Linked DNA regions of Mus musculus: region 1 is linked to region 2. The links are chromatin loops, found by intact Hi-C in ENCODE. Cell type or tissue: heart. All regions are shown on one strand. Links, peaks and the distances in the headings refer to the core of each region. The heading gives the core; the rest is flanking DNA. Region 1 holds the start of Lama2 (laminin, alpha 2). Region 2 overlaps Lama2 (laminin, alpha 2).

Region 1 (17,085 bases), core at 1-8,000, 82 kb after region 2:
CCTTCCATCCTTTCTTCTCCTTCCTCCTCTTCTCTCCCTGCCCCCTCGTCTTCTTTTTCTCCTTCTTCTTCAATAAAGTCTTTCCTTAGGCTGTTCCTCCTGTGAACATCTTTTCACATCCTTAACTATTGTTTCCCTGCCTGTGGATTTGTCTGTCAGAGACTCCACTGAGCTAACCTTGCCTGCTCCTAAGTTGACTTGTCTGCCACAGTTCCAGACTATATATTTACACTGAAACTTCTGTGATTCACACGGGTATTTTCATCCTCATTCCTGTAGAGATAATGGACATAGTACATTTCCAGAAGAGAATTTATCATTTAGCATCTGGATATGAATAATAAATGAATTTCATACAGATTCTATAAAGTGGAGACCTCTGAAATTTCTGGACCTGTTATTCACCAACTTCAAACTAACTGGCTTTCTGTTAACTTAAACAACATATCAAGACAGAAGAGCAGAAGAAAGCTATCATACTGCCAGATGGACCTCACTCACTATACAATATTCTTGTGAAACTATTTTCCCTCAATTGCAGATCATATGATATTTTCCCTTCTAGGTATTAATCACATGAATATCATACAGCATTTTATTTTCTCCTGTGTTAAAAGGTAAATTCACTTTGACTCAATCACTCTATTTAGATGCTATAAATAGGAGAGTGAAACTTATTCTTTATAAATTCAAACTTATTGAATCAATTATATTTGCACTACAACTCAGTATTCTATAGAAACTATACAATATTTTCCAGAAAAAAAATGAGAGGCAAATAAATAAAATTTGTTGTTTCTAATTCTGTTTACAGCAATAGCTCTCAGCCTTCTTGATTCTGTGACCCTCTAATACAGATCCTCAAGTTATAGTGACCCTCAACCATAAAATTATTTTTGGTGCTACTTCAAAATTATAATTTTGCTACTGTTATGAATGATAATATAAAGATCTGTTTTCTACTGATCTTAGATGACTCCTGTGAAAAGGTTGTTTACCTCTCTAAAGGAGTCACAATCTACAGGTTGAGAACCACTGTGTTGCAGGACATGTCAACATCCTTAGTTGATTGACACTGGTCTATAAGAGAAGACCAGAAGTCTTCACAGTTAGTGCTAGGACATGAAGGGCACTGCTGGTATACACAATCAAAACCAGAGAAATTGATGTTAGCCAAAAAACCCCTTTTTTTTGTCAAACCACATTCAGTGAGTATTACTGATAAGCAATATCAAAGTTGAAACATACTTCTAAAAGGAAAAGAAAGAGACCATAGCCCCAAGAAAAGGGAATGTGAACATGAACTGTACTTGGCATACTTTTAGTTTCTGAAAACAATATTCTCATCAGTTATGTGAACTTCCTTGGCTAGTACTCCAAGCCTTAGGTTTTAAGTTAGCCCTGTGGGAATAATAACAACAGAGATGAAAATAGATCTTCTGGTCCAAGGGTATATGGCTTCTGTATAAGAACATTAAATTATAAGGTGCTACACTAATTTAAGCCATCATAAATGTATTTTAAATATACTTTTTATTATTAATAAATTTAAATCACTTATCCTAGACCCACTCTTCAAACACACTGCAAATGACTGTAACAAAGACAGTCACAGAGCCCAGGGGAGAGAGGAGATGGCTCCTTGACTAAGGGTATTTGCCCAAGCTTAATGTCATGTTTGTATATCTAGAACTCAGAGGGCGAAAAGAGTTCTGACTTTTCCAAACTGATCTCTGACCACACACATTCACCACATCATTTGTATATCCCCACTACAAATAAATAAATAAATGTAAAAAAAAAAAAAAAAGAGCACGGGGAAGAACACACACATGAAAGAGAATTCTCAGTAACTCAGTACAGGACTATACTCTAGAATGCAATCTTTGGCCTTATTGGAAGTAGAGAGCAGTGCAAAGAAAGACCTAGCCTATCTCTCCCAGCTACCCAGTAGAATTAAAGAATCACCTATTGTTAATCACAATAGAAGAAAGGACAAACGTTAAATGTGGCACTTTTTGTTTTCAAACTAACAGCCAAGGATATTTCTCCAAAGCAGTCTCAGTAATTCTATTATTTGCACCACACTGACCCGATTTCACCTCTGCAAAAATAGAAGGTTATCTGGAGAAACTGGGAGTCATTTTTATTCTAGGAAGTATAATCAAAGATTATGGTGAGGGGCTTATGCTATCTGTTATATCCTCTTAAACAGTCCTGTGTGAAGGGCTGGTCTAAATCAAGAACAAACATGAGAACTACTAAACATGAGAACTACTAACATAGTTTCAGTTAATTTTAAACAAGAAAAACTACTCTACCAGATACAGCCTCATCCAACTTCCTAAAGCTTTTTCTTCTAGATTTTGCACTTTTGAGGACAAACCCGTTGAAACAAAGTTAACATATTTCTGAAATACTTTTTATTTTGATTCAGGTTTTTCATCTTTGGAAAATGCTTGCTGGAAGAATGTGTTACAAATTATGTTTCTTGGTGCTGTGCATGCATCTTGTAAAAATCTCTGCTAACTCTTTAAAGACTCCCAAGCTTTTCAGAAATGTATGCACAAAAACAATAGAATGCTCTGATAAGAATAATTTAGCTGCATTGAATACAGTTGTCCCTCAAAGCCCCTGAGATGTGTTTGTGACCACTGGAGTCTGAGAATAAACAGAAGTCTAGTCTATTTTGAGTGAGAGGAGGTTTCACAAATGTGAGTGGAGGTGTTAGCCACATACTTAACTATTTTATGTAAATAATTGGAAACAGGATTCTTAAAGTTAAAAGAAAACAATTACTTAACTCAAAGTTACTAAGCTCAACTACAGCTGCTCGCCAGGGATGGGGGTGGGGGTGGGAGTGAGAGCTTTCCTCTGCAGGAACGGAATCTAATTTGATGAAACGTTTTTCTCTCAATTGGAAAGAAGAAAAGATAAAAAAGTCTGCCTTGGGAACTTTAGAACTAGTTTTCCGTAGACCAGTTTCCAGGATTTAGTGAGCAGTTTGGTGTTCCTTGTGCCCCGCACAGCTCTCTCGGGGGGGTCTTACTCTTAATTTGCAGGAGTTCAGTCCCTTGCGCCTGGAAGAGCACACCCTAAAGTAAAGCGAGAAAGTGGTCCCCAACCAGCAATTCTTTCTCTCTAGCTGAAGCCTGTTAGGAGCAGCGCTCCAGGGAAAGGGCGCCCTGGACTGTACCTCTCTGTTGATGCGCTTGGGACTGTCGCCGCTGAGTCTGGGAGCCTTCGAGCGTCCCCAAGAGCAGGAGCAAGAGGATCCCGGCGGTGGCCGCAGGCATCCTGGCCGGAGCAGATCCACTCCTCCCGGAGCCCACGGAGTTGCAGCCTCGGGTCCACCCAGCTGAAATGAGCAGCTGCAGGGGAAAGAGGAGGAGACAGTGCTCCCCAGCTCTGCCCTGCCACCGCCCAAGGGTGGGTGAGAAAGGGCAGTCCCCACCCCTTCCCAGGCCTGGGCCTTTAAAGGGTCCTTGGTTGGAAGAACCTGTGTTCTGTGCTTCCTCTGTCAAGGGAATAGGGCCTCTAGCAGGAGTTATCCAAACTTCTTTAGCATTAAGGAAGTAATTGATACCAAGGCACTCTGGGGTCTGTGAAATCCCTCCAGATGGAAAACATTATTGCCAAGAAAGCTAGAAACTTTGACTCCTCAGAAGGTTCTGGCAAAATTATATGCAGCTGCCCTGGGTCCAGGTGATCCCAGACTGTCCCAAGGTCATGGTGCTAACTACTAGGGAACTGAAGTTGCCCACGGGGAACCTCACGCTGGCTTGCACATTAGGAAGGAACTTCCCGGAAGGCAGCTGTGCAGGGAGCAGGGGATGATAGACTAAAGCTGTCCCAATTCCACTGAAATGTTTCTGAAATCACTCCACTGGTTGGAAGCTGTCCCTATAACCAAGGGACATTATTAAAAGGGAATGGAATGTCTGTAAAGATTTCTGCTTATCAGTCATGGTGGCTTCTTCCTTTTAACTCAACAAAGCAGTGTTCTACCCTCTGTCACAGGGCTTCCCATGGCCACTCCATAACAGGTTGTTATTGAAAAGGCCACTGGTTCTCAGTAGGGCCTGGAAAAACAACTTCACAGGTTTTAGGTGGCACCCAGGATACCCTTTGTATTAGTGTACCCTGGCATCAGGATGCACTCAAGGAAAGAGCAAGCCTACACCATAAAGTATTCCATCTTGAACTTCTGAATGGGCCACCGCATGTGTGCCCGTGCGTGTGTGTGTGTGTGTGTGTGTGTGTGTGTGTGTGTGTGTGTAGTCAGTTTGAAATAGGATCTCACTATGGTCTCAGATTCAGAGATGCACCTGCCCCTGTCTGTCAAGTGCTGGGATTAAAGCCTTGGACAACTCATCTAAATATTTTTAAGGGAAAAAAAAAAAAGCTTTAAAACTGAAATCCGACAGTTTGTTTGCAAAAAAAAAAAAATGTATTTACTAATTTTACAGGATGCACCAATTAAGCCAACTGAGATAATGCTTTGTGAGTTTCCAGTTCACCAAAATGTATATAATATTTCAGACCCTTACACTGAGTGAAATTCTGTACAGTATTGGACTACTAAGCCATTTATACATCTATTTCCATACTGCAGTGCATATGGTTGTTATATGGATGGCTTAGTTTTCTTTTTAATTTATAGTTAAGATGTATCCATCTTTAAGATGCCACATAGAAGCTACAATATTTTCATTTCGTAGTAATAGACAGTAACTCTCGTAAAGAGCTGGTGAGAATCCAGAGCTAACATCCACTTGTCATCGGGAACCCTCCTAAAGGCATGTCTAAGCTCCTACTTTAGATCTATGGCTTCTGTACATCTATGTGTGCTGTCTGAAAAAGAGACTTAGATGAGGGCTCTGCTGCTCTCTCTCTCTCTCTCTCTCTCTCTCTCTCTCACACACATATAGAGGCAACATTTGATACAAATAGTATCATTTCTTCATATTATGACTTTCACCTCTTTTGTTCTTCCCAAAATGAGTTCATCCTGTGGGATATATACATATATATATTTATCTCTGTCACAGTTTGTCTATTACAGTCTTAGAACCCTGTACTAGTTTAAAAAACAAAATTCTTAACTATTCTAGAGCTTTTGAATTTTACTGCAGCTGTTTAGAGAAAATGTTTTCATTAATAAAGGTGAACACTTTTACGTTATTGCTTCAGAACTGTTTTAGATTGAGATCAATAGAGCATAAATTAAAAGGAGTGTGTGTGTGTGTGTTGTATATTTGTGTGTTTATGTGTGTCTGTGTGTGTATATGTGTGCATGTGTGTCTGTGTGTATGTGTGTGTGGTGTGTCTGTGTATGTGCGTGTGTGTGTCCTCTGTTCCCAGCTCCTTCATCAAGGTGCACTTGTTACAAGTGGGGACTCTGTGCTGTCACAATCATCACCCTGTCTGCACAGCACATATTAAGCTGTTGCCTCAGATGAATCTGGATTTGGATAAGTATGTCATGCTGGATCATCTCACTACCTTAAAATTACTCCCTAATTTGCCACTTCATCTTCCTTTTCATCTTTTGACCCACGAAGCTTAGACAATCACTGAGTTTTTAAAGCCTCCTTACTACTTCCAAGCCTGAATAAGTACTAATAGTTGTTATAAATACCTATGCACAGGTATTTGCATTAGATCACAAGAGTATGTTTGATTCTATGAACTCCACAGCACTAACTCATCAATTTCTACTTATATCAGAGAGGTAATAGAAACTTTGACAGCAATTGAGTCTATAAATTAAATGGAGGAAAGTTGACATCTAAGCAATTCAGCAACTTCCATCCCCCACGTAAATTTACATTTTTAAACATCCTAAGACATGCTTTAAAGATTTCAACACACGTCTCGAATATACTTTCAAAAATTTAAATGTTTCATGGTTTAATGGAATTCTAATATTTAGTTTTCAAATATCTATACTGATACTAATGCAACTAATTTGGTCAACATTCATTGAATCCTTATTTAGAGAATTATGCTATACAAAATGTTAAGCAATTTACTACTGCTCCTTTGATCTGTATCTTTTATATATTTTCTGGCCCTGTGGGTCTGGCAATGATCCCAAGTTAAATTCAAGGGTTGGGAACTGACACATCTACCTTGTTTCTGATCAGAATGTGAAGTAGCCAGCCATTCTATTAACACCCATCATATGATAATGGCTCTAAGTTTTCAACAGGAACTCACCGCAACGTAATGTTTTCTTCCTGGATGAGACTTCTGTGACAAGAATATTAAAATTTGACATTAAAATAGAAATAAATGAAGACCAGCAATATCAAAAAAATCTTCCCCGCATCTATTATAGTCAGTCTTTGCTACTTTGTGGGTTCTTCTTTTTCTCACCCTTTATGGCCCTGGTTTCAGTCCCTAACACTAGATATGAGAGAAAGAAGAACAGAGGAAGAGGGAGAGAGGGGGAGGGAGGAGAGAGTGGGAGGGAGAGAGGGGGAGGCACAGGGAGAGGGACAGTGGGAGATCTCTGAATCTACTTTCTTGGCTTTTGTTTCTTCTTTGAACATGACTACTAACAAACTGCAACCAGCCCACCTGAATAACTAGCAACCACCAAGCACACCTCGTCTGCCTCTAGCTTTTATGTACCTTCTAAAAAGTTCCCAGAATTCCTAATGTCACACAATCATAGAAACTGTCCACAGCTGTCAAAATCACACTTCTGCTAGAGCACAAGGCAAACCATATTCAGCTGTTTCTGACAATTCAAAGCAGCACCATGTCTCCACACCTGGGATTAGAATGAAACCACATTCTTATATTGCTGCATTTTTTAAAGAAATCACAATTCCAAAGTTGTCACTGCAATCTATGTTAACACAACTTTTCCCAATGGTCTACACTGTGGGTTACATTGACATATTATTCCTATTAAATCAAATAGTGTGTATATAAACTCAAAGTGATCACAATTTGTCCCTTTATGTTTCTGATTTAGATCTACAAATGTGTGGTATTTTTGTGTTCAATATGATACTATATTGTAATCTCTATACCCGCCAAACTTTAAAAATGTAAAATTGTTATATACACACATACACACATGCACATGTGCACAAAGTGTCCTATCACCCTTGGGTGAGATGATACTCTATCACAATGAAACCTGAGAACACCTCTGGAAATGTCTTTGTTGCTAAAGTCCACTATTATGCCATTCTTCTTTGGTTGCCAGACTTCCCATAGTCCACCCTTGTCTCTTATAGTCAATAGTTAATTGAGTGTTGCATTTTCTGCCGGGTTATTCAGGTATTGGCATTTGAACTTTGCAATGCAGCATCCACAGTTATAACTTTATTTAAACTGAAATAAATAAACGTAATCAATCAGCTTTGCATTTCATCAGCCACTGTCGAAGTGTCCAAACTGCACATGTAGATGACATGCTGTGTGAATGGAGACGTTGGCCTTGTCTTTGGAAGGTCAACATGCATTTCTGATGCATGATATGTAGGAGAGAGCACAGCAGGAATGAAATCAAACCCTACACTGTATTCACTAAATACCATTCTCTTCTGTACAATTTCTATTGGTGTGCCCAGAAAAGGATAATATTTAACTAGAAATCTTATAAAAGTCACAAAAATATTAATACAAACAAAATATAAAAGATGTCCTTGAAAAAATGTAAATAATAGTTTTATACACTTAACAAAAAGTTGAGGTAATAAATATACTTTATATCAGTGGTTCTCAACCACCTTAATCCTGTGACACTCTAAAAGAGTACTTCATGTTGTGGTGACCCCCCAACCATACATTTACTTTATTGGTACTTGATAACTGTAATTCTGCTACTGTTATGAATCATAATGTAAATACATGATATGCAGGATATCTGATATGCAACCCCAAAATGAGTTACAACCACCAGGTTGAGAACCATTGCTATAGATGAAGAACTTATAAATCTTTCCTCTTTACCCTGAAACTCTATTATCAGGGGAGATTTTTGTTTTTGCTATGTTCTTTGTGAACTTAAGACCCAATATCAATTCTAAGATTTTTTGCATAGTAAGTATGGTATATTTGTTTCTACTCAAAAACCTAAAGTGGATTCAAAGTAGTTCTGCTGCTTTTTGTGTGCTAAGGAAACTGATGTCTGCTTTGCATTGAGGAGGGAATGGTTTGTAATCTGGGAAGTACCATGGTTAGATCTCTGTGCTTGATAAGTGGTGTATCTGTGCCACCAGTGTTTGTTAGGCAACAAGGAGGGGAAACAGAAGCCAATGGACCTAATAGTCAGAGCAGCACGTGATGCTTTTATTCAGTCATTCATTCATTTTTACTACCAAGTGACTGTAATGAGTTAGGAGCTGGCACAGTAGTTATCAGACACATTGGATAAAGCCCAGCTATTGCAGAACTTACATGCAAGTGGAAAAACAGACAGTGCGTTAGTGAAACGTGGGAAATGGTTTCAGTGGCTATAAAGGAAAGGGAAGAAGCTTAGCGGTAAATATAAAAGGATGCTTCCTGAATAGTGTGTCAGGAAATGCTCTCTGAGGAGGTGACATTTAAGCTGAGATCTGACAGCGGACAGGATTTCTGTGAATTCAGAGCCAGTCAAGAGGAGAGAATAGTTTGGAGATCTTCAGGACAGTGAATTCACAAGTCTTGTGAATCAACCGGACATGAGGATTTCAGGATCCTTCTAAAGTTTCTGCCTGGAGCAACTGGCTGTCTGGCAGTGAGAATATCTGTGATAGCAAACACAGGCTGACTGCCAGGTGTGAGCTCAATATGCTGAGGTACTTGACGCTGGAGGTCTCTGCATGGTTATTTTTAGTTCTGATGAAAGAATCTCATAGTCGTTTCGTGAATAGAGCACAAGGCAAGGGAAAAGATTTTTCTATAAAGTAAAATAATAGGCATGGAGGGAATAATTAGAAAACATAACACACCTAAAAGCAAAATAATTTAACAGATGCTCATTTGCAGCATGAATTAATATAAATAAGGAAAAATACCAACTGTAAAGGTTTAAGCAACTGGCTGAGCAATTGTGGAAATGTCAACTCAATATTTCACATATATAATATAACATATTTTAAACGTTATAGATGAACTAAGGCAAATGCATAAAAATTCACTGTAGTAACTGTGAGGCGAGGTTGGGAAGTAGGTAGCTAGAATAAGATATCATTAAAATGTAACATTTAAAAAAAAAAACAAAACAAAACAAAAAAAAAAAAAAAACCTTGTACTTCTGGTACCATAGAAAATAATCCCTAGGGGAAAAAAAAACAAAAAAACAAAAAAACAAAAAAAAAAAAAAACCACATATCACACATATGTGATAGCATTTTATTAGGATGTGAAATCACAGAATATCTGGAATGTTGGAACGGTGATATAAGACAGGGCATGGGATAGAAGAAATAAAGGAAAACATTATTGAAATGATAGATAGATTCATGCCAAACTGATTGTGTGACCACCCAACATGTCTTCAGAAAAATGACACAAACTACTCTCCCTCTACATGGAACAAGAAGAACAAAATAAATGAACTGACTCCAGTTCACCTGTAGTCTAAAATCATCAATTAGAAAACAGGTCCCACTCTTCAGTTTGCATAGGTCCAGGTCCTCAGAAAAACCCAAAATTAAGCCTATGATTTAAAACTCAGTGGTAACACAGGAACGTCAAAGCAAAGAGTGAGACAGAGATTGCAATCATGCTTTAAAGAGGAACTAGGAACAGACACAGAGTGGGCCCATCAATCAAAAGTCACCAAAGCAGCAAGCTCTGTCATTCAGTGCTTATCTAGCATGTAGGAAGCCCTAGAATCAGTCCCTGGCACCAGATACACAAAGCAGCAAGTGAGAGCAAGTTATAGCCATAACTTCAACCTGCCTCTAGCCTTGAGGGAATGAAACAAGCTGTCCTAGGGCTAGTATAGGAATAGAACAAGGCATGAGCATGGATGGGTGATGATTGGAATTTGAAGACTAGAGTATAGATAAAGGAGGGGATACAGTAATAAGAGACAGAGGGTAAAGGGAAAATTAACAGTAGCTAAGGACAGACCCTATTTGAACTGTAAGTGACCATATCACAGTCATTGCCTTCCTACAGCTTTAAATTATTATTACTAAAAACACATCTCTTACACAATACATACCAACCACAGTTTTCCCTCCCTCCACTCCTTTCATCTTTTCTCCTCTTCTCTTTCCTCCATATCTACTCTCTACTGTTTCCCAAAGAACAGGACTCCAAGAGACAACAACCAAACATGACTAAACAAGATACAATGAGACTGGCAGAGCAACCGAAAAGGAAGAAAGGAGACCAAAGAGAAAGCAAAGGAATCAGAGACACATGTGTTGCCATTGTTAGGAGTCCCACATTAATACCAAGAGAAGAGCCATATATTCACAGAGAATCTGGTGCAGACCCATGCAGGCCCATGTTTGCTGATTCAGTCTCTATGAGCTCATGTAGCTCTCTCATTTGTGGATTCCAGATCCAAATCTGTAGGTTTGAGGTATAACCTGGACGAACTATGGGAATGCAGAAGGGACCACTGAAAGATGGGAGAAGGAGCCCTACAGAAGTAGCAGGATGCAGGTGCTATTAATGAGGAAAGGGGAAAATGGAGGAATGTAACTTGGGGGAAGGGGAAAAGGATAATGTATCAGGAAAGAGGAGGAAGTGAAATAAATAACACTAAGGATATTTTTAAAAGCCCTAGAGAAACCTATTCTATAAAATGACTTAAGATACACATGTTTTATATATATTGCAAATACAGTTACCCTACATGTGTAATAAAGCTCACCCAAGGGTCCATAGACTACCTAGCAAAACTTCAAGTGCCAGGCAAAATACCAGAGTTGTTGGTCAAGGGAAGTCCACAAAAACCCCTAAACAATATAGGACATTACCATTACTTTTAATTTCCTGCCAGAACTTGACGGCAAGTCTCTATTGCTGGAGACACTGTACACTTTGGTATAGGACTTAAAGAAATCATATTGGTACTAAGCTGGAAGCCTCCTCCTAGAAAGTTTGCTCTCATTGTGTCAGGAAGTGTTATCCAAGCTGCCAAGGAAGACAAGTAATAAATACTCCTATAGACTTATAAATCCTATGAACTGAAACAATGATGGGATTGACGAGACATCCCTAATAGAACAATCACAGTGTTTATATCTTGTAGGCAACCAATAGCTGTCTAATTACACCTAAATCTAGCTTAATTGGAGGGAGCTCTTGCCTGATAGTGTAAGCCTAGCCAAGAACTCATAACTACATAGGTCCCAGAGAAAAGATACTACTATCATATTACTAATGTAATGTAGTTTCTAGTTGCCTTCCAAATATTTATAATTGTACCCAACAATAAACACAGATCTCACATATCAAAGTTGCTCCTTTTTTGTGGCAGAAGGAACTAGTAGAGACCAAAACCCTTCAAAATGCAGAGAATAAATGACTGCACCATGTCTAGCCCCATATGGAAAATTTACAATACAACCGCTACAACTAAGGCTCAAGGAACATTGCAGGAAAAAAAAAAATGTAGAATTGTTGCAAGAGCCTGAGAATTGAGACAACTATTATATGATTATTTCTTCTGGATCAGTCAGGGTGTTGCTTTCCTAAATGCTGAACCAAATGTTTACTTGCACAAGACCTGCAAAAGCTGTGTCAACTGACATACTGACATGGATGGAAGAACATTTCATAAGACCATCCCTCTAGATAGATAAAGAATTACAGACACTCAATGGCAGCCAAAGGAGGGGAAAATCAGTTTGGTTTGTTAGAAAAAAAAAAACCTAATTGAATGGGTCAGATCATAACAACTAAAGAAAAAGCAAAGATTAACAGGTGGATCATAAGATCAAAGATACATATTTTTTCTTCTGCTGAAATATTAATGAAAATAGTAATGAAGTGTTCATCTTCACTATAATGAATAAAATAAATTGATCAAATATTGAAGAGTTAACCACATTGCTACAGGTAAAAAATGTAGAATGATATTCTCAAAACCTGTACATAAATTCCGTTTGGGAGAACACTTGTAAAGATTCTACATGTAAATCTGATTCATACATGCAATATTTAAAGCACATAGAGCCTACAATTATTCTACTTATAGAATCATTTGTTTCATCAACATAGTCTGTTCCATCCCAGCTCATATTTATCTGATGTGAATTGTCCACATTTGATTAATAAATAGGTCATGGCTGTCAAACATCACAAAGTACTTGCAGAGGTTCAGCACCCCTCTACTCCAGGAAAACAGCAGAGACGGGATGAGCAGATAATAACCTTCAGTGAGCAGAAAAGCTCACAACCTAGCTCACACAGAAGTAGAATTCCATTAAGAATCAGTGCATACTCAATGCATACATGCATCAAAACTTCACATAATACCTCATAAATATATGCAGATATTATGTGTCAATCAAAAGGAAGAGAATCAGTGCCTGCACCCGACTTCTTCTGTGATTGCTCTCCCTCAGCCTTATTAGGTCTCATCTTACAGCAATTCTTACTGTTTCCTGTGCCCACCATGGCATTCTCCCAGCTCACAATTGTGATCCAGCAGCCCAGTTTTCACCTTCATCAGCTCTGCTCTTATCAGCACTTCCCCTTAGTGATTTCATCCATTTTTTAACATCTGCTGTGATGGCCTCCAGCACTGAGTTCTCTAGCCTGCATAGCACACATTATCTTGAGTACCAGTTTCTGATTCTGTGTTTTTGATTTCTAAGGCTCTCAGGTTTGGCAATGTTTTGTTGTTATATTTTATTTTCTTTCATTGTAATTAAGCTATTTTGAAGAACATGACTCCTATTTTTTAAGAGTTCAAAGAATAAAGCCTATATTTGTAAAAATGTGCAAAAATGTTCTGTGGGTATAAGGATGACGATTGCAGGAGTGTAAACAATGAAGAAGAAAGCCTATATTTGTAAAAATGTGCAAAAATGTTCTGTGGGTATAAGGATGACGATTGCAGGAGTGTAAACAATAAAGAAGAAAGCCTATATTTGTAAAAATGTGCAAAAATGTTCTGTGGATATGAGGATGATGATTGCAGTAGTGTAAACAATAGTAGAGAACCAAGAGAATAGGATGTGTCAGTAGGAAATTATTCAATAAATTATAATCTGTTCTTTCCATAGGATGCTAAGCCATCATAAAAAGGATATTTATAAACATGTGGATTTTATAAAAATATTCTATTTTCTTTACAATTTACTAAACACCGTGTGGTTTTACATTTAAAAGGAGAACTACATAATTATATTTACATATACCTAATTATTTATAACCTAATTATATTTACATATGGGAATGGAAATGTTCCCAATGAAATTTAGTCAATGAAACATAGTTCTGTGAAATTTAAGACCTTTAAAACAACATTCATGTATTTATGTCAGAAAATTTAAAATATCTTCTAAATTAAAATCTAAAATTTCCCAGAAAATACCCAAAACTTAAAATAAAGAAAACTAGATATAGAAAGAGATAGTCTTCATTAGTAAGATTCAAAATGTATAAGTAAAATGAAAACATGAACATACTCTTGAAAATTATATAAAAAAAAATGGACATGAGAAGCTCTCTTGACTTTTTGGTCAGGGTTATCCAAGAGATTCCCAAAACATTTTAGGATATTGATATTGCTCTTGGTTTACCACAAGAGGCAGAAGGAAAATCCCTATTGCTGAAGACACCATGTATTTTGGAAATAAGACCCAGAGGTCCCTGAGCTGGCAATAACCTGAATACCCCAGCCATAATAACTAGCTTTCATTGTACTGGAAGATACCCTATAGGCTCCCCCAAACAACATCCCCAACCAGCTAAGTTGCTTCTTATCACAATGACCAGCATAGAAAGATAACCCTGAGAGTGAAGTAATAGCACACATACCTGGGCAGTAACCAACAGCTTTCTAATTGAACTTAAGACCCATTTAACAAGAGGAAAATCAAGTCTGGTACTGGAAACCTAGCCAAATACCCAATGCTAGTGAAAGCATGGATTTTAAAGAATCTACAACCAACCAACATCTTATTGAGCCAGAATAATCCTAGCTACACTCTAAATATTTGTCCTTATGTCCACAAATAAGTGTAGTCCTTGACACTCATTTAAAAAGCTTATCTTTGCAATAGATAGAGACTGTTTCACAAAACCATATCAATACAGAGTTCTTGAGCCCAGTTCCAACTGATATATGTACAGCAAAACTCCTGCACCTAGAGCTCAGTGATCAATGCAAAAACAGGGGACAGAAATACTGTAAGGAACAGTTTTCTGTGAGCTTGTGTCTCCTAGAAAGGTTAGAAGATACAACACAAATTCTCATGACGTCCTAAACATAATGTGAACAGGGATGACACCAATAGACAATGCTAATGTGGATGGGAGAAGCTCATAAGACCACAGCCCTACACAAAGAGCCCCAGCAACTAAGGGAGGCTGAGACTCATAGAAACGGTCTTACCCAGGGAAAAACACACCGGTTCGTTATCCGATAGCAAATGATCATCCCAGAAAACATACACGCAAGTAACATTATACAGACTTATTATATTATTATACAGGTCGTATTAATGTGTTTAGGAGTAGTGTGTGTGTGTTTATGCATGTAATAACAATAAATGAGGCAAGGAGCATGAAAGTAAAAGAGAGCAAGGAGAAGTATCAAGGTAGATTTATTAAGAAGGTAAAGGAGGAGAAATGATGTATTTTTAAAATTTTTTTATTTTATTTTTAATTTATTTTTTGCACACCATATTCTATTCCCTGCCCCCCCATACACTTTCTGACTGCTCCATGTCCCACACCTCCTCTCCACCCCACCCCACCCCATCTCCATGTGAATGCCCCCACCCCCACCCTACCTGTCCTCTAAACTCCTTGGGGCCTCCAGTCTCTTGAGGGTTAGGTGCATCATCTCTGGATGAACACAGACCCAGAAGTCCTCCTCTGTATGTGTGTTGGGGGCCTCATATCAGCTGGTGTATGCTCTCTGTTTGGTGGTTCAGTGTTTGAGATATATCAAGGGTCCAGATTAATTGAGACTGCTGGCCCTCCTACAGGATTGCCCCTCTCCTGAGTTTCTTTCAGCCTTCCCTAATTTAACAACAGGGGTCAGCTGCTTCTGTCCATTGGTTGGGTGCAAATATCTGCATCTGACTCTTTCAGCTGCAAGTTGGGTCTTTCAGAGGGCAGTCATGATAGATCCCTTTTTGTGAGTACTCCATAGCCTCAGTAATAGAGTTAGGCCTTGGGACCTTTCTTTGAGCTGGATCCCATTTTGAACCTGTTGCTGGGCCTTCTTTTTCTCAGGCTCCTCTCCATTTCCATCCCTGTAATTCTTTAAGACAGGAACAATTATGAGTCAGAGATGTGGCAACCCTATCCCTTACTTGATGTCCTGTCTTCCTGCTGGAGGTGGGCTCTATAAGTTCCCTGTCCCTACTGTCCCACCTTTCAAAAAGGTCCCTCCCTTTGAGTCCTGGGAGTCTCTCACCTCCCATTCTGGGGGGGGGGGGAGTCCCCAACCTCCTGTTTCCTGAGGTTGCCTGTTTACAATCTTTCTGCTGGCCCTCTGGACTTCAGTCCTTTTCCCTTATCCAAGACCTGATCAGTTTCCCCACTCAACCCCTACTCCTCCCCCACCCCATTCACTTTCCCTCCCAGGTCCTCCTCTCTCTCCCCACTTGTGATTGCTTTCTTCTCTTTCCCAAGTAAGACTGAGGTGTCCTCATTTGGGCACTTCAGCTTGTTGAGTTTTTTTAGTTCTATGGTATCTTGGGTATTCTATATGTTTTGTTTTGTTTTGTTTGTTTTTTGGCTAATATCCACTTATTAGTGAGTACATACCATGCATGTCCTTTTGGGTCTGAGTTACCTCACGCAGGATGATATTTTCTAGTTCCATCCATTTGCCTACAAAACTCAGGATGTCCTCGTTCTTAATAGCTTAGTAGTATTCCATTGTGTACATGAACCACATTTTCTGTATCCATTCTTCTGTTGTGGGACAGAATATAATATAATTATAATATCAAAACATATCCTTGATCTGTGTGGAAGAAGGAGTTCTAAGAAAAGAATACAGAAAGAATATGAAAGTCCTTATAACCTTATAACACTGCAGTGCAAGTACATTTACATCAGATGATTTATTCACAAAAAACCTGATAGTATCTCCTAATTTTAAGTGAATGAACAAATTACCCTCACAAAGTTTAAATACCCCAGTCAGAACACCCCAAACACTCTTAATGACAGAGATTTAGAAATGGCCAGAGAATAAAAGGTCAAATTGACCTTATTTTTACTCTCATTTTGTTGGTGGGGCTATTGTGTGCGGTCTGGGGCTTTTGTTTATTCTTGTTTTGTTTTCTGGTTTTGACACAGGGTCTTCTTTTATAGCACTAGCTGTCCTCCAACTCCTGTCAGAGCCTGCCAAGAGCTGAGATTAAAGGAGTACACAAGCAAGCCAGGCTTAACTTTTTCTTTGATCATTTTCCATTTTCCCTAGAGGAATGAACAACCTGGCATAGCTACGATCAGCACTTCAGGGCTTTAGATAAGACTTTTACTCAGCTGTTTGTGATGAGGCTTGGAAGGTCCCCCCAAGTCCCACAAATGAAAATACTGAGTTCTCACTAAGTCCAACTCATCTTGCTATGTGCCTGGCCTTATCAAATGGGGAAATGTGACGTCTATCACTTTTGTATGTCACTCTCACTATGTTTTGAGACTTCAGTAGTCTCAAAAAGGCAATATCATATCACTGGCCTGAGTCCTCTGCCACCTCTAGCAATATTGCATGTAACTGAAACATAAGCATTAGCTAGTATAAGACTTTCAATTGGTGCCCCTTCTGGACTCCCAGAGACGCTTTTCAAACAGGAACTGTCCAGGGAGAAGGAAAGAATAGGCCTTTAGCCCAATTTCCTTTTCTGGATTAAAAATAAGCAACAAAAAAAATATTCTTTTAGGTTTGATTCCTCCATGCCTACACGAGTTGATTTACTAAAA
Region 2 (8,000 bases), core at 1-8,000:
ATACCCGTTAGATCTCCTGAAGCTGGAGTTATAGGCATTTTTGAGCCATGCAATCATGGATACTGAACATAGGTCCTTAGCATGAGCATTGTGTCTTTTTAACTGGAGAACTATCTTTGCATCATACTAATAAAGTTTCTAAAGCTATTTTGAGCAAAGTAATGCCTAAAGCAGAAGTGCAGTTTTAATAATGTTTCTGGTTTATTGCTTGTATGTTTTGTTTTAAGTAACATCCTGTCCTCATTCCTTTTGAGTATTATAATGTGATCCTGGCAGAAGAAAAAATTTAAGGCGTGTCAAATTCTGTTATTATCAGTATCCTCTTTTGCATGTAGCTGTGTCTTTGAGCCAAACTCAGAGGCAGGAGTACCACACTATAAAGAAATCAGAGTTCCACTCTGCAGGGAGATCTTGTGTTTTCAGCTCATTAGCACTGGTGCCAAACTAGTAAAACGTCAAGTATGCTACATGGCTTTGATTCAGCACCACTTCTTGTAGCAATGGCTTCAGCTACTAGGGTAACACTGTGGAGTCACCAATGTTGGAAAGCCTTTTCTCTTTCTCATTTCAATATAATAACTTGCTAGTAAATTGTTTTATATTTGAGATATGATGATTAACTTGTAATTTTTATGTATTTTCAACAAACTCATTTGGTATTCTGTTAAATTTTTCTATTTCAATGTTGAAAGAATATTTAGACAAATAGAAACAATAGCACATAGCTAAGAGGATGTTGGTATGTTCTCAAAGAAGAGTGTGAAAGCATTTTATAAGATACAAAGACCAATAGGAATTATCTTTAAGGTGTTACCAAAATCACTTCAATAAAATAACTTTTCCTTGTCATATATTTTCTGGGCCTCTAAGATTCTTATAATCTGTCCTTTCTAATGGTTCATTATTTCTAATTGAGTAGTTTCTTATCCATGATGAAGCAAGCATGGAGATGTAAAGAAACAAATTGTGAGGAGGCATTCATGCCAAGAACATACACATGCAAATGCCAAGGTGGCTCCCTCCTAGACCTTACATCCAAAGTCGGTGATCCCCAGAACTCACCAATGCCACTGAATGTCTCACAGAGATCATAAAAGCTTTGCTTATTTGGAGTAAACTAACATATACCACCCAAAGAAAAGTGACTGTTCATCATGAGCAGTGTTAAATTCTCCAACTTTATGCATTTCACACTCAGACACTAGCAGAGTCGATTGTTATAATCTCCCTATGACACATTCGTATTGGAGGATCAGTACATTCTAGTAACAAACATGACAACCCTACTTGTGAAACAGATCACAAAGTCATAGTTAAGAGCAGTTCTTTCTTACTCAAAATCCAGTGTTGTTAATGAGCAAAGTTTCCCATTGGTTGAAGAAATAAATCCAATTGGAGGTCATAATCAATCTGCAATTAGTATTTCCATTGAGATGGACGACTAGCACATACAGCCTTCAGTGGACCTATCCCACGTTTCCTCTGTGGACATGATTAATGCCTCCTCCAGAGTCCTTCTCCAGGCCAGAGTTTCTATTTCTGACCATCAGCAAGAGTTGGCTGCCAATGGTTTATCTCTGAGTCATTGCAGAGCCTGGCCTGTGAGAGACAGAATCCTTACCTTGAATCACCTACTGAATAATCTTGCACAGATCTTCCTTCATCTCACCCTTTAGTTACAGCCAGTAGCTAACTAATGAACTATAAAATTCCTCAGTCCTGCTATTGTGAGGCAAGGATCTCCAGATCCACACTCTGAATATGGCAGATGGGGCTGGGCTCCCACCAAAGTCATATCAAGTCCCACGTTCTCCCATCCGCTCCCTCTGCTCAGTCTCTACTAAGCACTTATCCTAAATGCTTGCTGCAGACTCTGCTTTTAGACCCTCTGCCTGTAACATTGTCTTCTTGCTAACCTCTGCCCTATTCAATCCCAAAATGATTAAAGTAGAATCCCCACCTACATTACCATGCCTCTCTTTGATTATTCAGTTCTCAGCTATTCAAAGTCTCCTCAACATTCACACATTGCTTATGTGCCCATGTCTTCCATGACAGCAATTTACGTGTTTTCCTTTGAAAATGCTCATTTCTTATCTTTACCAATAGTTACATAATGGACTTCGTTAAATGTAATTTTTTTACTCCATTTCTACCTATGATGACACTAAGAACATTAAAGCCACTAATCATTGCTTGCTTCAAACAGTGTGGATTCATTTTTAAAGACCAAAATAAGTATTGTGTTTGTGAATGTGATTAACAAAATGTTTTTAAAGTATGTTCACTGTGCAAATTTTAGTTTGGGTCATTTTTTTATTTGTATATTTGTTAAAGTCTTTTTTAAAATTTCAGTCTGCACTCACTGTCTCTGTGGTATTTGACACAGGAGGAGATAAAGACAAGCTGATTCCTCTTGGCTATCAAACTATGGGGACAAATCCTTCTGATACAAATGGCAGACTGACACAGAGAAGGAAAGAAGGGATTCACATGCCAGCTACAAAAAAAAGAATGGCTTTGGCTCTTTTTGCCACATCACCGCTAATAAAACCAGCTATATTCTAAATAAGCTTGGTTCTGTAAGATGTGCAAAAGAAGGCTACTACTTCTTACCAGTGATATATCTTGTTTTTAATTCTCATAGTTGTATGTTATCCCCATCCCACATTACAACCTAATGTAAAGATTCCAAGGGGGCAGTGATTGATTTAGCAATGATCATGAAAAGCCAAATCATAAAAGCCTTTAGGAAGAAGTGCCTACACACTAAAAATAAGCAAGTCACAATAGGATTGAAAAGTATTTCCAACAATTGACGGTCTTCCATTTGTAACAGAAATGTATTTGTGATTATACAGGAATATGTTTTAAAGAAAAAGTGATTAAGGAATATATATATTAACATACGTAATATATATATTAAATGAAGTTATTCTTAAATCTATTAAACTTCTGAATTTACTCACTTTTAGTTATATAGACCCAGATAAGTCATCTTTACTACCTGCACTCACGAGATGTTGGAAATTTTTTATTAGATATTTTTTTATTTACATTTCAAATGTTATCCACTTTCCAAGTTTCGTCTCTGAAAAAAAAAAAACCCTATCTGCACCCCCCCCACCTTCCCCTGCTCCCCAGGCCACCCACTCCCATTCCCAATCCTGGCATTCCCCTATACTGGGGCATAGAACCTTCACAGGACCTAGAGAAAACTTTCAGACACCATTACCTGGCAACATTCTACAGAGAAAATGATTAAAGATAATTAAATGATTAAATGATTTAAAATAAAAAAGTGATTAAAGTCTCTTCACATTTTAACATATGGTGTTGTACTTTGAATTTGGACTAGTATTTTTCATTCACCTTTTTTAAAAAAAGATATTTTCTTTATTTACGTTTCAAATGTATTCCCCTTTCCCTTTTCTGGTTTTCCTCCAAAAATCCCCTATCCCCTCCCCATAGCCCTTCTCCCCAACCCTTCTGCTCCCATTCCTGGTCTTAGAATTCCCCTACACTGGGGAATAGAACCTTCACATGACCAAGGGCCTCGCCTCCCACTGATGACTGACTAGGCCATCCTCGGCTACATACACAGCTAGAGCCACAAGTTCCACTATGTTATGTTTTGTTTTGTTTTTTGTTTTGTTTAGTTTTTGATTGGTGATTTAGTTCCAAGAAGCTCTGGGGGTACTGGTTAGTTCATATTGATGTTCTTCCTATGGGGCTTCAAACCCCTTCTGCTCCTTAGGTACTTTCTCTAGCTTCTTTATTGGGGACCTTGTGCTCCATCCAATGGATGATTGTGAGCATCCACTTCTGTATTTGTCAGGCACTAGCAGAGCCCCTCAGGAAACAGCTATATCAGGTTCCCCTCTGCAAGCTCTTGTTAGCATCTGCCATAGTGTCTGGGTTTGGTGGTTGTTTATGGGATGGATCCCCAAGTGGGGCAGTCTCTGGGTAGTCATTCCTTCAGTCTCTGCTCCAAAGTTTGTCTCTGTAACTCCTTCTATTGGTATTTTGTTCCCCCTTCTAAGAAGGATTCTGAGCTTCAGGGCTAATATCCACCTCTCAATGAGTGCATATCATGTGTGTTCTTTTGTGATTGGGTTACCTCACTTAGGATGATATCCTCCAGATTCATCCATTTGTCTAAGAATTTCATAAATTCATTGTTTTTAATAGCTGTATAGTACTCCATTGTGTAAATGTACCACATTTTCTGTATCTATTCCTCTGTTAAAGGTCATCTGGTTTCTTTCCAGCATCTGGTTATTATAAATAAGACTGCTATGAACATAGTGGAGCATGTGTCCTTATTACCCACACAACTCTGGTCACTTGATCTTTGACAAAGGAACTAAAACCATCCAGTGGAAAGAAGACAGCATCTTCACAAATGGTGCTAGCTCAACTGGCAGTCAGCATGTAGAAGAATGCAAATTGATCCATCTTTATCTCCTTGCACAAAACTCAAGTCTAAGTTGATCAAAGAACTCCACATAAGAACAGAGACACTGAAGCTTATAGAGAAGAAAGTGGGGAAGAGCCTTGAAGATATGGGCACAGGGGAAAGATTCCTGAACAGAACAGCAATGGCTTGTGCTATAAGATCGAGAATTGACAAATGGGGTCTCATGAAATTGCAACGCTTCTGCAAGGCAAAGGACATTGTCAATACGACCAAAAGGAAACCAACAGATTGGGAAAGGATCTTTACCAACCCTAAATCTGATAGGGGGCTAATATCCAATATATATAAAGAACTCAAGAAGTTCCAGAAAACCAAATAACCCTATTAAAAAACAGGGTACAGAGCTAAACAAAGAATTCTCAACTGAGGAATACTGAATGGCTGAGAAGCACCTAAAAATATGTTCAATATCCTTAATCATCAGGGAAATGCACATCAAAACAACCCGGAGATTTCACCTTACACCAGTCAGAATGGCTAAGATTAAAAACTCAGGTGACAGCAGATTTTGGAGAGGATGTGGAGAAAGAGAAACACTTCTCCGTTGCTGGTGGGACTGCATGCTGGTACAATCACTCTGGTATTCAGTTTGGTGGTTCCTCAGAAAATTGGACAGTTCTACCAAAAGATCCAGCAATACCACTCCTGGGCATATACCCAGAAGATGCTTTTTAACCATAGGTTCTTGTCCCCAGGTGGCTTAGTCAGGAAAGCATGAGACTCCAGGACACAGACGCTTGCCTAAAATCATTTTAAGTTTGAATTCCTTCATAGATTGATTGATATCAAATTAATCATAACACTCATGACTATGACACTACATAGTGTAAGAATATTATCTCAGTTTGTATGAGGGTTAAAATTGATTGCTTTTAAAATATGAGTGTTAGAAATTTATAGTTATTTCTTAAAGCTACACATAAACAGGTAAACTTAAATTTTCCTCCTGAGAGATAAATTCCTAATTTACATTAATATATTTAACTCTGCTTTTCCTGCTGAGTAATCATATTCTTTTTTTAGTTTTATCTTGATATGTATAAGTGTTCTGCCTGCATGTAAGCCTATGCACCATGTGTGCACACTCAGAGGCCAGAAGAGAGCATGGGACATCCTGGAACTAGAGTTACAGAGAGTTATGAGCTGTCATGTGATTTTCTTTTCCCTTGGTCATGAGACCCTCTAAAATGAGTAAACCCTAAGAATATAAATGTGTCCCTTCCTGGTTTTCTCATTGTGTAGGACAGAGTAGGAGTTCAAAATCATTCGCTCAACAAATGGGTACTTGTTTTCATATATATATATATATATATATATATATATATATATATATATATACACATATGCCTAGTGCTAGGACTTCCATGATCTTTAGAGAGCTAGTAAATTGGGAATGACCCAAAATATTAAGTTACATCTCACATTCTCTTCATCCACTGAACAGTTGAGCCTGTGCTTCCCTGGGGGAAAAAAGGAATCTCTCCTGGGGATACTTGTTCTAAACACTGCTCTCCCTTATTTCCTTCCTCCTGAAGCTCATCCAAGGCTTAGACCCTTGATTTACAGATCTTTCTTTACACTTTCAGTGGTGGCAGTATTACTTAGGTATATCCTGATAGTTGAAACAGTTCCTGCTGGAGCAAAGGGTCTTCAAGTCTCAAGAGATACCACAACCCTCCAAGTCTCAGGAAATCCATGAAACTCAACAGACTCCTGAAATTCTTGTTCAATGATACACAAGCTTCCTGAAACTCAGGGTACTCAAAGAGAAATGTCTTTTGTTAGTTATCATCCAAGCTGGGATGAGTTCTAGGTGATGCAGCTGCCTTGTCATCAACCACATTCCTCTAAGAAACCTAAGTAAATTCACTGACTCACTAAGCTAGATTTGGGTGGAATTGTTACTAGTACCCGGATCTGGGATGTTCATATTTCTCAAGAAAAATCATTCAAGAATCGTCTTTAAGTGTTTGGCAAAGTTACTCATCAAGTATTATTTGGCATACATTCTGGTCAAATCCTGAGCACAATATAAGGGGAACATCACATCTATCATTAAGGTGGCCAGGAGTATATTTTGAGCTGGCCATGCTATGTGTGCTGCTGGTACAATGCATACAGAGACAATCTTAGAGTGTTGGGCACACAAATATCTTATTAAATAAATATTTGATGAAATTATTGAAATTTTCTTTCTTTGCTGCCTGGTTATAAAATAATTGTGTTATTTTTTTCTAAAATATATTGTATCTTCTCTCTTTTAATGAATGACTAATTTTCCATGACTTTGGAAATAATGGAATCTTGACTCTGTTTGATCCCTGAGTACTGGGTGTACATAATTTATCTGCATGGTTGTTGTGTGCTGTGGGTGTCTGTCATCTCTGCTGGAGCCTATGCCTAAGGCGTCACAGCAGTGAGAACGCATGGCACCAGTTTATTGCAGACATGTTTCTAGTCTGTATTCACAAGAATCTGAAGCAAGAATCTCTAGCAAGTTACACCTGACTTGAGAACACTTTTTCGTCCAGCGTAAGTCACTCTATGAAATCTGGACCTTCACTGGTTGCATAACGAGGAAGAATTGTCTTCTTGAAATGTTTTTATGCAATGTGTGCACAATGAAGTTTAATTAATCACTTTTAGATTAAAAACAAAAAGACCATTTTTCTGTGTGGAGGATTTTCATTATTACAAGTACCTTATTTCCCGGGCTGATCTTTGCTCTTGTAAAGAGTACAAAATTAACCATTTGATAAAGAAAAAGCTCATTTCTCATCACACTGACCTACTTTTTTGTTAACCTACATCACTTTAAAAAGGATTACATGAATGAACAGATACTTTTTATGAATATTTAGCATTGAGAAGACAATAGAATCATTTATCAAAATAATAAGGATTTTTTTCAAACTATTCAGCTACAGGCACAATGCCTTTCCTAGGAAGAGTCGGCATGCTAACGCCGGGCTCAGGGAAATCTTGGAAGTTGAAATTATTATTTTTTTTTGTTTCTTGTCTTTGTCCATATATACCATTTTATTTTTAGTTAAAGGGTCTATGTACTAACCAATAATGGCAGAAGAGACTTCAATAAATTATTCACAGAAATGATAAATTATAGAAATAAATGCATTTCCTAAAAGTTATTTAGTGCCAAAAGTCAAGAACTTGAAAAGGGGTTTATTTTCTAAATTAACATAAAAAGCAAACATTTGAAAAACCAGCACATTTTATAATTCGTGATCAATTTCTAAGAAGAAAAGAAAAGAGAAGAGAAGAGAAGAAAATCAGGAGTTCTGCATTTCAGAGACAGGCCAAAGTCAAGGTGAAATTCCACAGATTTAAAGATCTATTATTCAAAATTATCATTTCTTTCTATTCTTACTGTAAGCTGGAAAGGGAAGGTAGACCAGGCTGGCCTCAAAGCTGTGGCAGTCCTGCCTTGATCTCTCCAATGTTGGCATTGTAGGCAAAATCCTTTAAAAGGAGTTGATGTTTCTTGTAAATTTCTCTGTAT

Evidence for each region. Peaks named below come from ENCODE experiments on the same cell type or tissue, not always from the same donor. Only the 100,000 strongest peaks of a DNase experiment are listed, where the experiment ranks them.
Region 1: a loop joins it to region 2, with 1.9 times the contacts of the local background. A loop is called at or near these places in 2 of 42 quality-filtered maps.

The regions. Positions count from the first base shown.
Region 1 is chr10:27,613,501-27,630,585 of GRCm38, forward strand. It overlaps Lama2 (laminin, alpha 2), which reads right to left and starts at 3,442. Exons shown (of 65, transcript NM_008481.2): 1 at 3,197-3,442. The coding sequence starts at 3,296. In heart, for the core only: no CTCF peak of the experiment used is centred there; DNase peaks (open chromatin) are centred at 3,381 and 3,771; H3K4me3 peaks cover 1,564 bases; H3K27ac peaks cover 816 bases.
Region 2 is chr10:27,531,876-27,539,875 of GRCm38, forward strand. All of the region lies in intron 1 of Lama2 (laminin, alpha 2), which reads right to left. Among named protein-coding and RNA genes, the nearest start is that of Lama2, 81 kb to the right of the region's middle. In heart, for the core only: no CTCF peak of the experiment used is centred there; no DNase peak of the experiment used is centred there.